Linked DNA regions of Homo sapiens: all the other regions are linked to region 2. Evidence: read pairs that join two places in POLR2A ChIA-PET (ENCODE). Cell type or tissue: IMR-90. All regions are shown on one strand.

Region 1 (5,000 bases), 180 kb after region 2:
GGTGCACACCACCATGCCTGGCTAATAGTTTGATGTTTTGTAGAGATGGAGTCTCACTTTGTTGCCCAGGCTGGTCTCGAACTCCTGGGCTCAAGCGATCTTCTCATCCCGGCCTCCCAAAGTGCCGGGATTACAGGCATGAGCCACCGTGCCTAGCCAGGGTACACAATTTAAGTCACGAAATAGAATGACAATAACAATATTAATAAGGTTATTGGGTACCAAAATTTTGAAATAATATGATTTAAAATTTTTAATTCACTAGAATAACTACCTAAATAATTTAAAATTGTATTAAAGGAACCGCCTATGTTGGTACCATTCAAGCTGATAAATACCCCAATCTTTTGACAGAACTTGTGAATTAAGCATTTTTCTTATGAGCACTGGAATGTCCGTGAATGATTTTGTTGACTATCAGGATATTTTAACATTCACTCTTCCTACAATTTAAAACAATTTTCAAATATTGTAAGCGTCTAGACCAGGGGTCCACAAACTCTGGCCCACAGGTTAAACCTGACCCTCTGCCTGTTTTTGCCACATTTTCAAATGATTGAATAAAAATCAAGAAAAGAACATTTTATGGCATATAAAAATTATATGAAATTAAAATTGCAGTGCCCATAAGTCAGTTTCACTGGAACACAGTCCTGCCTGTTCATTTATCTATTGTCTATGGCTTCTTTTGCACTCAAAAGGCAAAGCTGATTAGTTGCAACAAAGACCACATAGCCTGCAAAGTCAAAATATTAATGTTTGGCCCTTTCCAAGAAAATATGCGGACCCCCAATCTTGACAGTCTGTCAAATGGTGGTGCTGGTGTCAGACTGAAAACACACAGAGATGATGATGATGGTGATGATAACAGCAACAACCACGACCACCAGCTTGGCAACTGAGAAAGCCAAAAAAGCATCACGAGATACCAAGTGGGTAATTTATGAGTGAGCCCACTGTGCAATGTGAGAGAGAGTGCGACCATATGAGAAGCAACAGCAAAGCAAAGCTATGTGTTTTGAGACCATATCAAGTAAATGCACGCTCCACATTTATTCTGTAGGGGGAAAAGTCTGAATTATGAGAGATCTGAATACCGCGAGGTCTTCAAGAATGTAGCCCTCCCATAAAACACAACAGGCTTCTACTTCCTTTCTCCCTCTTCCCTCTCCCCCAACCTTGTTTCCTCCTGTTGGGAGGCAGATCCCACCCCAGGTCTTTCTGAATTCCCACCAATCTGAATCTGATGCCTGTCTGGGTCCCCCAGCCTCTCTACGGCATGTTTATCACAGTGATTTTCCTCTCACCTGCCCGCTGCTAAGGCTGTAAGTATACTATTACTCCCCGCCTCTCACACTCCCAGGCAAGAATACACCTTCTTCATCTGTAAGAAGAAAGAAGTTCTAGTGTTCACCTGCACAACAGTTGGCCCTTCATGCATTGTAGGCTTGAGCAGACACCTTACCTATGCTCTCTCCTCTAATTCCTACGGCATGTACAGAGATTGTTAGCCCATTTCATACATGAGGAAACTGAAGCTTAAAGAGATTAATCTACCCAAAGCCACACATGCAGAGTCAGGTCTGGAATTCACACACTTTACAGTGCATGGCACTGCCACCTGATGCACAGTAGGGGCTCAGAAAGCACTGGATGCCTGAGTGAATGACTGCATAGCAATGCCCACACAGGACCACTAACGCACAGCAGCGCAATCTCAGAAGCAGCCAAGACCTTCCACTCCAAGAGACCTCTGTGGACACTGAAATAACTTCCCTCTCTGGAACTCAGAAAGTCACCACTCGAACAGTACCTCTCACACCCCTTGCTAAGAGTGAGGTATCAAGTTCCTCCAATCTGAGCCTCAGGAAAGAACAGTAACTAGTGAGGAAAGGAAGGGTAGGCAGAAAACAAGCACCTGTTCTGTTTCTGGGTCCCCCTTGTCTGGGCCTCCCAAGTGCAATTTCTCTGAAGACCCCATGAGCAGCACGGACCACTCTTATTACAGCTCTTGCTTTTGACCTGGTAATCACATGGCTGGGAAGTGTATTTCCAAAGCAGAACATGAGATCAGAAATAAATAAACATCAGCAAATTGAACATTCACGTTGGTAGTGCCAATTTTTAGAGTGGGAGAAACTAGAAACAACCTAGATCCCTGATAGAGGGTGGGGAATGGCTAAGGAAACCGTGATGGAGCAAAATGATGAAAAGCATCATTGTGCTTTAAAAAATGGGAACCCTGCTTAGGTGGCAAGTGGGAAATGTTGACACAAAATCCTGTTAGTTGAAAAGACAAATCTGCATGTGCTAAATTAAAACATAAGCCGATATCAAGGAGAAAACAGAGCAATATTAGCAGTGGCATTATGCGTATATGCGCTCATGTGAAAGAGGCCAAGAAGACAGAGCATCCTGTAAGAGGCTGAGAGCAGGGAGAGACCTTTCCTCACTGAGATACTCACTAACTGGCCTGAGAGTTCCTCCCTCCGGCCCCACCGCCAGTATTTGTTTTGGAGTCAGATGACTTGAAATTGAAACATCATTCTGATGTCTACTTGCTGTGTGAGCCTGTGAACATTCCTTAGCCTCTCTGAGCCTCAGTTTTCTAGCTGTAGAGTAGAAATAATAGTGTCTAGTTCACACAGGTTGTTGAGAGGATTAAATAAAAGAACGCAGGTAAATCCCAGTACCTGACACGGAGCTCTGTAATGGCAGCTCCTCCCCGCTTAGCTGACCAGAAGATCCTCTGAACTTCAAGCAGAATGAAATCCTGGGCCTCAACTAAAATATCGCTAAAGTCAAGCAGGTCCTGGGTACTTGTCTGCTCTGGAAAAGAAACTAAATGGAACTAAAGGCTATACTGTCACTACACGCCCTGTAATGAGACTTCAAAACTTGAAGACACAGCTCTACCCTCAGGGCTCACCTTACAACCAGCAATAAACTCCCCTACATGATTCCCAAGCGGCCTCATGTGCACGGTTGGATTTGATCCTCCTGTCAATCATTAGGTAAGTATAACTATTATTATCCCCCACCAAGAACAAGGCAATGAGAGGGCAGAGAAACCAGAAAACAGGGCAGAGTGGGGATTTGCATCCAGGCCAGACGGCCTCCACGGCTCCTGATTTTCCTCTCAAGACAGCTGCATTCTCTACCCTCAGCCACTTGGCTTGGGACTATCAGGTCACAACAAAGCTAGCAAGGAGCAGAGCCAGTGCAGAATTGGCCAGTACCACTGGAGGACCCAACAGATGTCACAGCCCAGCCCACAAGTAGTCTGACAACCTAGCATGAGGGCAGGAGACGAGGGGCAGGGTAATGTCATCAAAGGGGCAGCTGGAAACCATGGAGCTGGAGCAAAGGGAGGAGCAAGCCAGACAGAATCCAAGGCATGTGAGGGTCAGGGGTCAAACAAGGGAGATCAATCAAAGAGTCAGTTGTCAATTTACCCAAAGCAAGCCTTGGCGCCCTGGAAGAGAAGTTGCTTCTGTGCTTCCCAAAGGAGATGCAGGCTCAGGACTCAGCCAAAGTGGGGAAAAAAAAAAAAAAGTGATAGCTAACATTCAAGTGGCACTTTTCTACACGCCTGAGATAGTTTTGAGCATTTTCCAGGTGGAAAAACTACAGCCCAAGAGGCCAAGGAACCTGTTCAAGGCCCAAAACTTGGTAGAGCCAAGGCTCAAACTCAGGACCTGGCTCCAGAGTGCTCTCCTCCTCAGCACCACCACGCTGCTGCCTGGCCGGGGAAAGGAGGTGGGCTCCCTCTTCCTTCACATCACAAGTGATCAGAGACGCGACATTTCAGGGGGAAAAGTATGTCTGGCAACTACAAATTTGTAGCTTGCTGATATGGTCGGAGGGTTTCCAAGAAGGAAGCAGGTAGGGCAGCCTCCCAGCAGTCCATTTATCCTTTTTCATGGGAAATTAATCTTCTTCTCTCTCCTGACTGTGCCTCCAAGAAAAATGGTTAAGTCAAAGCTCGTCATCCTCCCACCCCTGTAGTCACATGGCTGCATCCCCACCATAAATCAAAGCTGATGCCCCCTTTCATCAGATGCCTGCAGATAATTCCCCTGTGATTTCCCTACTGGGGCTCAGAGGGCCAAGGCCTAAAGGGTTAACATCTCATTTCCTCTTGTCTTTCAAGCCTTAATCCCCATCCTGAGCTGGGTGCATTCCAAGCCCACCTGGAGCAGGTCATGACGAGCTCCCAGCCCATGGCTGGCCCTTCATTTCCCCTGGCAGGAGATTAGATGGGGTGCCCATTAATCACTCCGTGCTTTTGTCCTCACTGCTGGCCAGGCCTTAGGCAGCTGGCCAAGGGCCAGGAGGGTGGAGCAGGCCACATGCTGCCCACCCGGTTGTGGGGTGCCCAGTGCCACCCTCCTGGGACAAGACACAGCGGCACTGTGAACCTGGCTCACTGCCCTCGGACCACGCCCTAGAGAAGCAGGGCTAATGGGCGCCAATGCCTGGGATGACACCTCAGTGATCAGCTTCGGAAAGGCTGGTAGGAGAAGACAACATAGGCAGTACACTCAGCTGGGTGACGGGGTAGACAGGAAAAGAGGTCAACAGAAAGAGACCACTTTCCCAAGACAACGCATCAATACACAAAACTGCTGCCTCTTGTTCCATGGGTTCTTCTTTGGGCAATCTAAAGGGAAGCTGGGGAAGGGGAGTGGGGCGAGCAGGGATGTTGGATGGGTAATTCATTATTACTATCACCGCGCAGCTGGGAGTGTTCATTTGCTGGGTTTGAATACACAGTTGTAACATTCAGCCCTGTGCCCTTCAGACACAAAACCCTGGATTTGAGGGGGCCTGAGATTACATATACATTTTTGTTACAGCAATACATTGAGCTCCAATTGTCTCAAGCACTGATCAGGCACAGAGTAAAGAAATGGGGCGAGAACTAACACTGAGCGCCTGCTATGTGCCTTAGGGCTTTGCCTTAAGCTCTGCATACCCATGCACTGGTCCCCCACCAG
Region 2 (5,000 bases):
GCCTGTCCCAGCAGGGCAGGCCCCTTGGTTAGTGACACATGTGAGTTTCATTCTACTATTAAGAACAAACAGCTTTCCCTCTACTCATCCATTTCTCCTGGACAGCATCAGTCCCCATCCGGAATAACCTTTCTAGGAAGGGTGATAAGAGCTACCACATCTTAGTGCATCTTAGGTGCTGGGCAGTTTACAATAACAATCTCATTTATCCTCCCAGCAACTTGGAGTTTTTGAATAAAGCAAACGGACTCAGAGAGGTAGAATACCGTTGAAGGTCATAACTATTAAGTGGCAGAATCAGGATAGGAACTTGTATGTGTCTGGCTCCAACCCCACGTTAACTACTGCCCTCAACTCACTATGAACTCCATCCTCCCTCCAATGGGCCCCCTCTGCTTTCCAGTCCTGAGCCAACTCCTGGGGGTGATCTTGGGAAGACAGCTCACCCACATCAAGAGCCTGGGGTTTGATGATAATTGAATATATCTTCATCTTTCTACCATTCCATCCTTACAGAGTAGATCGCAGGGGGTCCTCTTAGACTCAAGTCTGTCCTCTGGGGACTGGTACTGTCTTGGATTGAAATTGGTACTTTGATGTGTTGGGTAAGAAGATTAATAGAGACAAATGTCTTCCATGTTGGTATACGATTAGCCAAGTGATTTCCATTTTCCTATCACCCATCAGCTCTGGGTTACAGGGAAACATCTCCTACCTCGTTAGGGTTTTCCCCAGAATCCTCATCAGAAAACGTACCCACTTTTCACCAGGGAAAGAGGTGAAAAGAATATGTGTTGGATGGACCACTGTGATTCACGGAAAAGAGGTGTTATAAACAAGCCTCGTGTGTTTATTGCCTGGGCAAGAACAAAAAATAGTCTTTATTGGAAACATGTATTTGATGGCATCTGGATCCATTTAGTAAGCATATTTATTTCATAACAATATGAGCTCATGATGCCAGGATGATTAATGAGCTTTTATATTCTACCACTCTTTTTGCCTAAATCTGCAAGTCTGTTAGGGAGTTTAATTACCTAAGATGGGGCAAATACACATTTTGGTTACTTTTTGTTGGAAGGAATCTCTTACTTGGAATTTATTTTACCATAGACGAGGTTGGAGAACATTGGAAACTCCTTTAGGCATCTTCAAAACCAGCAGCACCTGAATTCTCTGAAAATAATTTCAAAGTTCTTAGGTAATGTTCTTGTGTTTCCCCTGGGGGAAATACCGACCGAATCTTCCGATTGGGGAAAAACAAGAAAGGAGGAAAAGAATTTGGGCTAAAATTTTAATAAGACTGAAAATTTTACTACCAAACATATTTTTAAATAGGCAGGATGATACCATATATTATGACTACATTGGAATAGAGATGCTATTCTCTCCATGGCAAACTTCAGAATAAATTATGTCTCTCTTAAACTCCAAGCAGAAGCCCCAGAGAAACTAAACAGTTTGAACAGTGTCATGGCACTGTCCAACCTCTGAAAGGAGCACAAGACTCCTTCTTCTTTCCCCTTCACTCCTCACCTGGTGAGGAGCAGCACAGACAGCCCTGAGCAAAGGCCCAGCTGGTCACAGCCAGATGGGCCAGAGCTTGTGCCATGTTTCATGCAGTGGAGAGAGTTCCTGACCTTTGCATGGTGCAGCCCTTTCAATATGCCTCCCAGAGCAAGCTCACCTCCTGGTGGTATCTGGGATGAGATGTCCAACACTGCTAGAGGCATCTCACCCATAAAAAGGCCAAGAATAAGCAGCTCCAGCCAGTTCTGCCCATTAGCTCTTAGTGCTCTATCTTGGAGACGTGTCCTTCTCGACTTCTTGCCCTCTGATCCTGAAGGTCATAGCCAGAGTGGACCAGAGAAAAGCAACCAAAGAGGCCTGCTTTGGGCTAGGCAAAGGGGTCCTTGTGACCCAAAGTGGAGCAGCCCAAGGTTCCTAGTGTGAGGAACTCCTGGGAGGGGTCTGGAGACACAAGGGCCAGCCAGTGTTAAAGGGTCTATATTTGTCTGGTGGTGTTCCTGAGGTAACCATGCCAGAGTCACTACAATAGGCTATGACTAATCCAGCGCACCAGGAAACTATCCTTCCAAGGACCCAAGATGCCAGCATAAGGCCCAGTTTATAAGGAGGTACCACCTAGAGAGGGCACTGAATGCAAGACTTCTGTGAATGGTATCAATAGTAAGCTGGGAAAACTGGAAAGAGAAGATTCTGGAAGAGAACACATTCAAGACCCAAATATCAACTTCTGTCAGGCCCACAGCCCTGGCTTTTCCTCCAAAAACAAAAAGAAACAAGCAGAAATCTCATCCTCAATGTACTGCTTTCTCCATAGAACTGGCTTGTCTGAGTTCCACATAACACATTATTCTTTGCAACGTTAGAGGCCATTTGTCATTTGCCTTCCCATTCCCTCTTTAGCCAAAGCAGACAACACTGTCTGCCAGAGATCTGTAAAAAACTTAGCCCATGCTGACTGCCCCCCTCCTGACCAGGCAGCTCTTTATTCTGAGTGTATGTGGGCCCTACCTGAAGTGTTAGCCACTGTCCTGGATGAAGCAGGCAAATGCGCGGCGCCCAGAGCTAGTGATGCCTGAGTGTCTGTGCACAGTCATTCTGTGCTGGCTGCCAGAATCACTTGGGGAGTTTGTATAAACACAGTTTCCAGTGTTTTGCCTTGAGTCTCCTCCTGGGTAGGAAAGCTTATCCTCCTGGGTAGGAAAGCTTATCCTCCTGGGTAGGAAAGCATGGTGAGGAGCTATGTGATGCACACAACTCATACATGCAGACCTCGTATCGGGTGGGCAGGCCTGAGGCTGCATGCAGCCTTCTCCACATGCAGGCTGCCATTTCTAGGGACCAAACCAAGAACTCGCAGGGAAGTATGTAGATGACTGCAAGACCCTCCTGGGCCCTCTGCATAATGTTGAGTGGCAGGGGGTTGTAGGGCTAAATGAGGCGGCGGCAGGTGCAGCATCTTGGGGGCCATGGTGTTGGAAGAAGGGGGAAGGTGTGTACCATTCAGTTCTCCAGCTGATAATCTCTATCAGCTGAAGCAGGGTGACAGATCATGACATGCCACTGCCCCACCAGCCAAGCGGACTTCCTGCTGGCCCCAGGAAGAGAAGCACCCACTGGGCTAAGCATGGGCAGGAGCATGTTTGGATACAGATCCAAAAATCTGCATTGCCTGCTTCCCTTGCTCACTGCCCCCAGCACCCCACCCCCACTCCCACCCAACAAAACCATTCCACTTGGAAAAATCAAAGTAAGTGGATGTGAGGAGGTTCTTTTGCAGCTGGTGTGGCCACATCTCATGCATCAAGGCAGAAATGGGGCCGGCTCTGAGCAGCAACCCAGAGCCTCCCTGTGGGATGGGACCTGCTGCTGCTCTGCTGTGTCCCTGATTCAGCCATTTCCAGCTGTGTGTTCTGGCTCAGTGCCTGCATCAGCCCCTTTGGTTCTGGTGATCTCCTGGCCTTCCCTGGTGGGCTTATCAGACCTGGTCTTCTCTATTTGGGTCTCAGCCTTGCTCTGCCTACCCCTACCCTTCCGCCACCTCTGGTGTGCTCTCCAACCTGGGATGAGAAGCTGTCTGTCTAGCCCCAAGCCCATGGAATCTGATCAAACAAGGATGGAAAACGCTGCCAGGGAAAGGAGACTCACAACGACACTTGGCAGCTCACCTCTTACATGTGGAATGCGTTTCTGGGTTTGAGCATGCTACTTCAAACCTCAGTCTCTAGAAATAGATCCCAAAATAAACCAACCCTAAGCTTGCTCCCACAGGCAGACCTAGTCTGACCAAAAAATCAGAAGGCCCTGAAGTTGCTGTGGTGGACCAGTGTGGGCATCAGGCAGTGGAGTTCAGTCCCCCAGGAGCCCCCCACACTAAAGGGCTCGCTCAAAAGGCATCCCATCTAACATCATGCACTGCAAAGACTGAGTGATGCTTCCTCTGCTCCCTACAAGTTCCACTGGCCAGAAGAGAGGATATCTCCCTTGAGGTATCCAGGCAGGATATAAGTATAACTAAGCACACACTCAACTTCGAAACTCTGCATTGTAACTCAAATCTCATATTACCGGAGGAGGTCTCCAGGTAGCCCAGAGAAAATTATTTTTTAAAAATAAATTATTTCTCAAAAGAAAACAGAAGCATCAATTTACGTTCATCTGGAGAAAGGACAGCCCAGAACAGCTAGGAGAATCTTGGAAAAGGCAGAGTACTAGAGGGGAACTAGGCCTTGCAGATATTAACACATATTACAGAAGAGATCTCATTTTTTACCCAATAGAACAGCAAAGATGGAAAGAATGATTATCCCCAACACACAACGGTATATGTTCAAAGATAGTCACATTGTTTTAAATAGCAATATGCTAATAAAATAATAAAATATATTATGATAAATATAAATGAGATACTTGGAGCCGTGAAAAATCACGGAAAAATCATGTGAAAAATTATGTGAAAAATCAGGTCTTTGTTGGCCTAAAAGCTGTTTACAACATATTGTTAAATGCAGAAGGACAGATTAAGCAACATTATATACATAGGTTTTGTTAAAAAATTAAATAATGTGTAGAACAAAATATTAATGGAAGTTATTTCTGAGTGGTGAAACTGGAGCTGATTTTTTTCTCTTGCTTTTAGTCTCTATTTCTGCTGAACAACAAACAACAACAGAAAAACCCTCCAACCTGTAATGAAAGAAAAATTTTAGGCAATTAGAAAATAATCTTAGGGCAGAGAAATTTCCCTTGTCCTGCAGCAAAGGCCCAGATTATTTTAAATAAAACAGGACCTGTCCAGACAACACCTACTTTAGCAAATTCTTGTGTCCTAAAAGAAAATTATCTAATTAAACCCATATTCCTTTGGACAACGATAAAATCTCAGCAAAAAGATTCCCCTGGCTGTGATTTCAGAAGCTGGGAGTTGGTTCCTCAGGAAGAGGTTTATCAAAGTCACTTTGATGCTCTATTAG
Region 3 (5,000 bases), 84 kb after region 2:
GGGAAGGTCTTCAAAGGACTTTTTTTCCAACAGGCATTTTTCCAAAGAAGATACATAAACAGCCATTAAGCACATAAAAAAATGTTCAACATCACTGATCATTAGGGAAATGCAAACCAAACTACAATGAGATACCACCCCACACCCATTAGGATGGGCACTATCAAAAAAAAACAGAAAATAACAAGTGTTGGTGAGGACGGAATCCTCGTGCACTGTTGTGGGAAGGTAAAATAGTACAGCTGCTATAGAAAACAGTATGGCAGTTCTTCAAAAATCTAAAAATATGATTACCCTATGATCCAGAAATTCCACTTCCCAATTTCCACCCAAAAGAACTGAAAACACCCATGTTCATAGCAGTGTTATTCACAATTCCTAAAATGTGGAAGCAACCTAAATGTCCACTGATGGATGAAAGGATAAGCAAAATGTGGTCTATACATGCAATGGAATACTATTCAGCCCTAAAAAGGAATATGCTACAATATGGAATAAACCTTGAGGACATTATGTTGAGTGAAATAAGCCAGTCACAAAAACGACAAATACTGTATCATTCAATTTACATGAGATACTTAAGAGTAGTCAAAATCATAGAGGAAGAAAGTAGAATGGTGGTTGGCTAAGGGCTGCGGTGGGGGAAGGAAGGAATGTGAAGTTATTGTTTCATGGGTACAGTTTCAGTTTTGAAAGATAAAAAGAGTTCTGTGAATGGATGGTGGTGATGGTAGCGTAACAGTATGAATATACTCAGTGTCACTGAACCATATGCTTAAAAATAGTTAAGATGGTCAATTTTATGTTATGTGTATTTTAACACAATAAAATAATTGGAGGAAGAAAAGTTGAAGGGGAGTCCTATAGTAACAGGGGCTCCTTCCAGCACCCTCTAGTCTACAGGTACCCATTTCCAGAAACTGAGGGGGAAGTCTCCCCTACCAAGGAGTCTCTTCAGTTTCACAAGTGTGAGTTGCTACAATGCGGCATGCTTTGCAGGACTCACCTAAACACCTTTCTTCCCTACTCGCCCCTTCCCCTTTAGCCATCACGGGGACACAGCCTTGGGCCTGGAGTGAAAGATGACTTGGTTGAGTGCCATTATGGAATCTGTTGGCCAAGACCTGAAGGATGAACCCCCTAGCCTGGAACCTCCCCAGGCTGCCATTGCCCTCACTAAATCACAGGAGAATGCCACCCTTTGTGGAGGATTTTTCTGAGCAAGCCACACTAAGAAGGGGCAGAGAGCAGGGAGCACAGACACTAGGGTCTTGGCTGCACCCAGTCTATGCTTCCCAGAGTCCCACCCATCTGGACGGGAGCTCAGTTCCTGGCTCCCTGTCTTCCTGAGTGGCCCTAGTTCACCTGATCCCTTCTGCTGCACTTGAGTTCTAACTGGTACTCTCTCTAACACACTATCTAATACCAGCCTTTAGACCCATAATGGGAGTTACAGCGTTCACTTTGAGCATCCACTATGGGCCAGGCAATATGAATGTATTTAATGAGTGTCCACTATGGGCCAGGCAATATGAATGTATTATTTCATTGAATTATTCAACAACCCCACATGATAGGTATTATTATTACTCTCATTTGAAAGATGAAGCCCCTGAGGCTCAGAGAAGTTTAATTGTCCTAAGCTCGGAATCCTTGGGAGAGCTCCAATGAAGATTGACGTTATTTTTGAGGCTTTTAGAGTAGGATTTATACTACGTATGTGCTTGTTTTAATGAGACAAAGGCCTGATATGGAAGCAAGTGGACTCAAGAAGTTTCCAGATATATTCCAGCTAAGTAAATTCTATTTATTCATCAAATCCTACCTGCTCTGTGCAGTCTTCCCTGACTGTTCCATTCCACAAGGATTCCTTCTTCCTGAACCCTGGTCGTATCTCTACCATCTCCCAGAGTGGGCAGTGTTTTTTGGGTTTGCCCTTCTCCACCACCAAAGTGTAAGGCCCCCAAGAATAGAGACTGTGACTTCTAATTTTTTTTTTGAACTCACGTGATGCCTAGGATTAGATGCAAAGAAGATTACCCTGGTTAAAGGAGCTGAACATTGAAAGGAAGAGATGCAGCTCATTTTAAGCCTTCACTATTAAATCCCATCCATTTGTCAAGACACAGCTCAGACAGCCCAACCTCCACACAGCTTTTCTGAACACACCAGCTGGAAGTCAGCAGCTTCATTTTCAGAATACCCATTTCAGTGAAAAGAACTTTAGTGTCAGACTCTGGCAGACCTCTTTTGAATTCTAGTGCTGTTGCTTCTCAAGTGGTAATCTTGAGCAAGTCACTTCATTCCTCCCAGCCTCGGTTTCATTGTTTATAAAATGTGAATAATAGTTTCTGCCTCACAGGGTTGTGTAACTGTAAATGTTGTCATGCATTTGAAAGAATGCCTGCACAGGAGACGTGCTTCAACATGGGAGCCATTGTCACTACTATCTCATCAGACTGCCTTATATTGAAGGCATTTACATGTGCATCTTTTCCAACCCTCTAGAGGAGTGGTTCTCAAACTCTAGGGTATATCAGAAGCATTTAAAATGAAGAAACGTAGAACATATAACTGACCTACAAATCAGAATCCCCATTAGGCATGGGAGATGGTGGGGACTTGGCAACTCTCTTTTTAACAAGCCACCCACTCCACGGCAAGTGATTCTGATACGTGCTCACCAAACTTGGAAAATTCTGCTAGACAATATTTGATTCCCAAAATCTTTTCCATGGAAACTTGAGTCTCCAAAGAGCTTCATCCAGACCAGTGCTTCCCAAACTTGGCTGGATTGGAATCAGACCAACATCTGAGGGTGGCCCCTAGAGATTCCGATGCTGGTTTGGAGTGTGACGTGGGTGTCAGGGTTTCTAAAAGATGGGAAAAAAAATTCTAACAGTCAGTCAAGGTTGAAAACCACTGTTCCATTGGATCTTGACCCCAGGTTTCTATAGCAATACCTCTGAGGCTTCAACCAGAGCAACTCAGATTTTACGTGTGTTATTACATAAACTGAGCCTCCATCTAAGATTGATTTTGCAGAACGGATTCTTCTGCTTAAAAAAAAAATGGTAATTTTGCAAACAACTGCTCTAGCCTGTCAGTAAGAGCCATGAGGTCCCAAAACCTGGCTTTTATTCACCTTTGTGTATGTCCCAGGGCCTTACAACATAGTAGATGTTTAATAAATATCTGGTGGAAGGTTGAATAGCTTCATTTGTTATCTGACTCCAATGAAGTTTCCTGTTGCCTAGCAGAGCAACCTAACAATTTTTTAAACATCTAAACTCCAACAGCCTTTTCCTCAAACTTCAAACCTGAAACAGAGAGTGGAGCGGACAGCCATCCTGAAAATATGCTGACATTTCTCCTTGGGGTCAAATATACTATGCAAGTACCTAATGACTGATGAATATAAGCAAATGTGATTTTCATCAGCCGGGAGGAGCATGACATATGTAGGCAGCACAGGCCTCCTAGGCTAATATTTGGATTATTTCATCAGTAACTGTCAAATCACAAGAGCATGATAAAAACTTGCAGGAACTTCATAGTAAACAGTTTAACTGGCCCCCGTCAATACATTTGAAGAAAAAAATTTCCTGCTGCCAAAACACACAGGCACAATGCCTGCAGCACAGGCCTGTGGCCAACAAGAGCCTGATCCTCAGGCAGCTCTTCTAGGTTCTCCACCACAGAGGCTTTCAAGAAGCCTCTTTCCCACTCAGACCTCACCCAAATCCAGCCCTCCATCCCTTCAGTTGGCACCCGCAGGAGGATGAGTACTGCAGGGATCTGGGGGTGAGCAGCACCGCCTTCAAAACTCAGCTTGTCCACTGGCTCTAGGTCCTCTGATTCCTCAGGTGTAACATCTACTTCATCAGGTCACGTCCTTAGAGCCACGATGGCCTGGGTTTCAAGCCTGACTCTATTTCCTTACCTCTAAAATGAAGATGCTATTAGCAACTCTCTTATAGGACCATGAGTGTAAAGTGATAAGAACAGTGCCTGGGGAGGCCACGCACGGTGACTCATGCCTGTAATCCCAACACTTTGGGAGGCCGAAGCGGGCAGGAGTTCGAGGCCAGCCTGGCCAACAAGGTGAAACCTCATCTCCACTAAAAATACAAAAATTAGCTAGGCGTGGTGGTACATGCCTGCAGTCCCAGCTACTAGGGAGGCTGAGGCACAGGAATCATTTGAACCCAGGAGGTGGAGGTTGCAGTGAACTGAGATGGTACCACTGCACTCTAGCCTGGGCAACAGAGCCAGACTACATCTCAAAAAAAAAAAAAAAGAACAGTGCCTGGTACAGGATGGATATTTAATAAACCTTAGCTATTATAAATTTGCAATTCTAAAATTAAGAGTTTTGAAAATCAAGATTTGTCTTTCCTTTTCAGGCTTTTGTCAGTTTGGTGACAAAACTCATTGGCCAACAAACCTGATCTTTTTTTTTTTTTTGAGACGGAGTCTCTCTCTGTTGCCCAGGCTGGAGTACAGTGGTGCGATCTCGGCTCACTGCAAGCTCTGCCTCCCGGGTTCACGCCATTCTCCTGCCTCAGCCTCCCGAGTAGCTGGGAATACAGGCACCCGCCACCACGTCTGGCTAATTTTTGTGTGTGTATTTTTAGTACAGATGGGGTTTCACCACGTTTAGCCAGGATGGTCTCGATCTCCTGACCTCGTGATCTGCCTGCCTTGGCCTCCCAAAGTACTAGGATTACAGGAGTGAGCCAACGCACCTGGCCTCAAACCTGATCTTAACCGATATCAGGCTACTTATGATCTTTTTGTTGTATCCTGCTTGGTGAGAACATCCATATGTTTCATTGCAGAAATAATAATGTGTTTGATTATGGGATGCTGTCCCATACGACGGAAGAAATGCTATTAACATGTGAAATATGTCTGAATTACCTTTCTAAAATCTGGGCAGTTCTGAATTCCAAAACATATTGGCCATATGCATTTCAGATAAGGGACTATGGGCCAGG

The links. ChIA-PET counts read pairs that join two places held together with the same protein. Peaks named below come from ENCODE experiments on the same cell type or tissue, not always from the same donor. Only the 100,000 strongest peaks of a DNase experiment are listed, where the experiment ranks them.
Region 1: POLR2A ChIA-PET joins it to region 2 with 5 read pairs; 7 of 35 experiments call an interaction of 5 or more read pairs at or near these places.
Region 3: POLR2A ChIA-PET joins it to region 2 with 5 read pairs; 3 of 35 experiments call an interaction of 5 or more read pairs at or near these places.

What each region holds. Positions count from the first base shown.
Region 1 is chr15:71,119,919-71,124,918 of GRCh38, reverse strand. All of the region lies in intron 1 of THSD4 (thrombospondin type 1 domain containing 4), which reads right to left. Among named protein-coding and RNA genes, the nearest start is that of CT62, 6.9 kb to the right of the region's middle. RefSeq lists an enhancer at 4,322-4,838. In IMR-90, no CTCF peak of the experiment used is centred here; no DNase peak of the experiment used is centred here; H3K27ac peaks cover 53 bases.
Region 2 is chr15:71,300,822-71,305,821 of GRCh38, reverse strand. The region is part of intron 6 of THSD4 (thrombospondin type 1 domain containing 4); the gene reads right to left. It overlaps LOC124903520 (a long non-coding RNA gene), which reads left to right. Exons shown (of 2, transcript XR_007064700.1): 1 at 1-5,000. Among named protein-coding and RNA genes, the nearest start is that of THSD4-AS1, 110 kb to the right of the region's middle. In IMR-90, no CTCF peak of the experiment used is centred here; a DNase peak (open chromatin) is centred at 2,641; H3K27ac peaks cover 2,024 bases.
Region 3 is chr15:71,217,090-71,222,089 of GRCh38, reverse strand. All of the region lies in intron 4 of THSD4 (thrombospondin type 1 domain containing 4), which reads right to left. Among named protein-coding and RNA genes, the nearest start is that of THSD4-AS1, 31 kb to the right of the region's middle. In IMR-90, no CTCF peak of the experiment used is centred here; DNase peaks (open chromatin) are centred at 2,329 and 3,489; H3K27ac peaks cover 2,974 bases.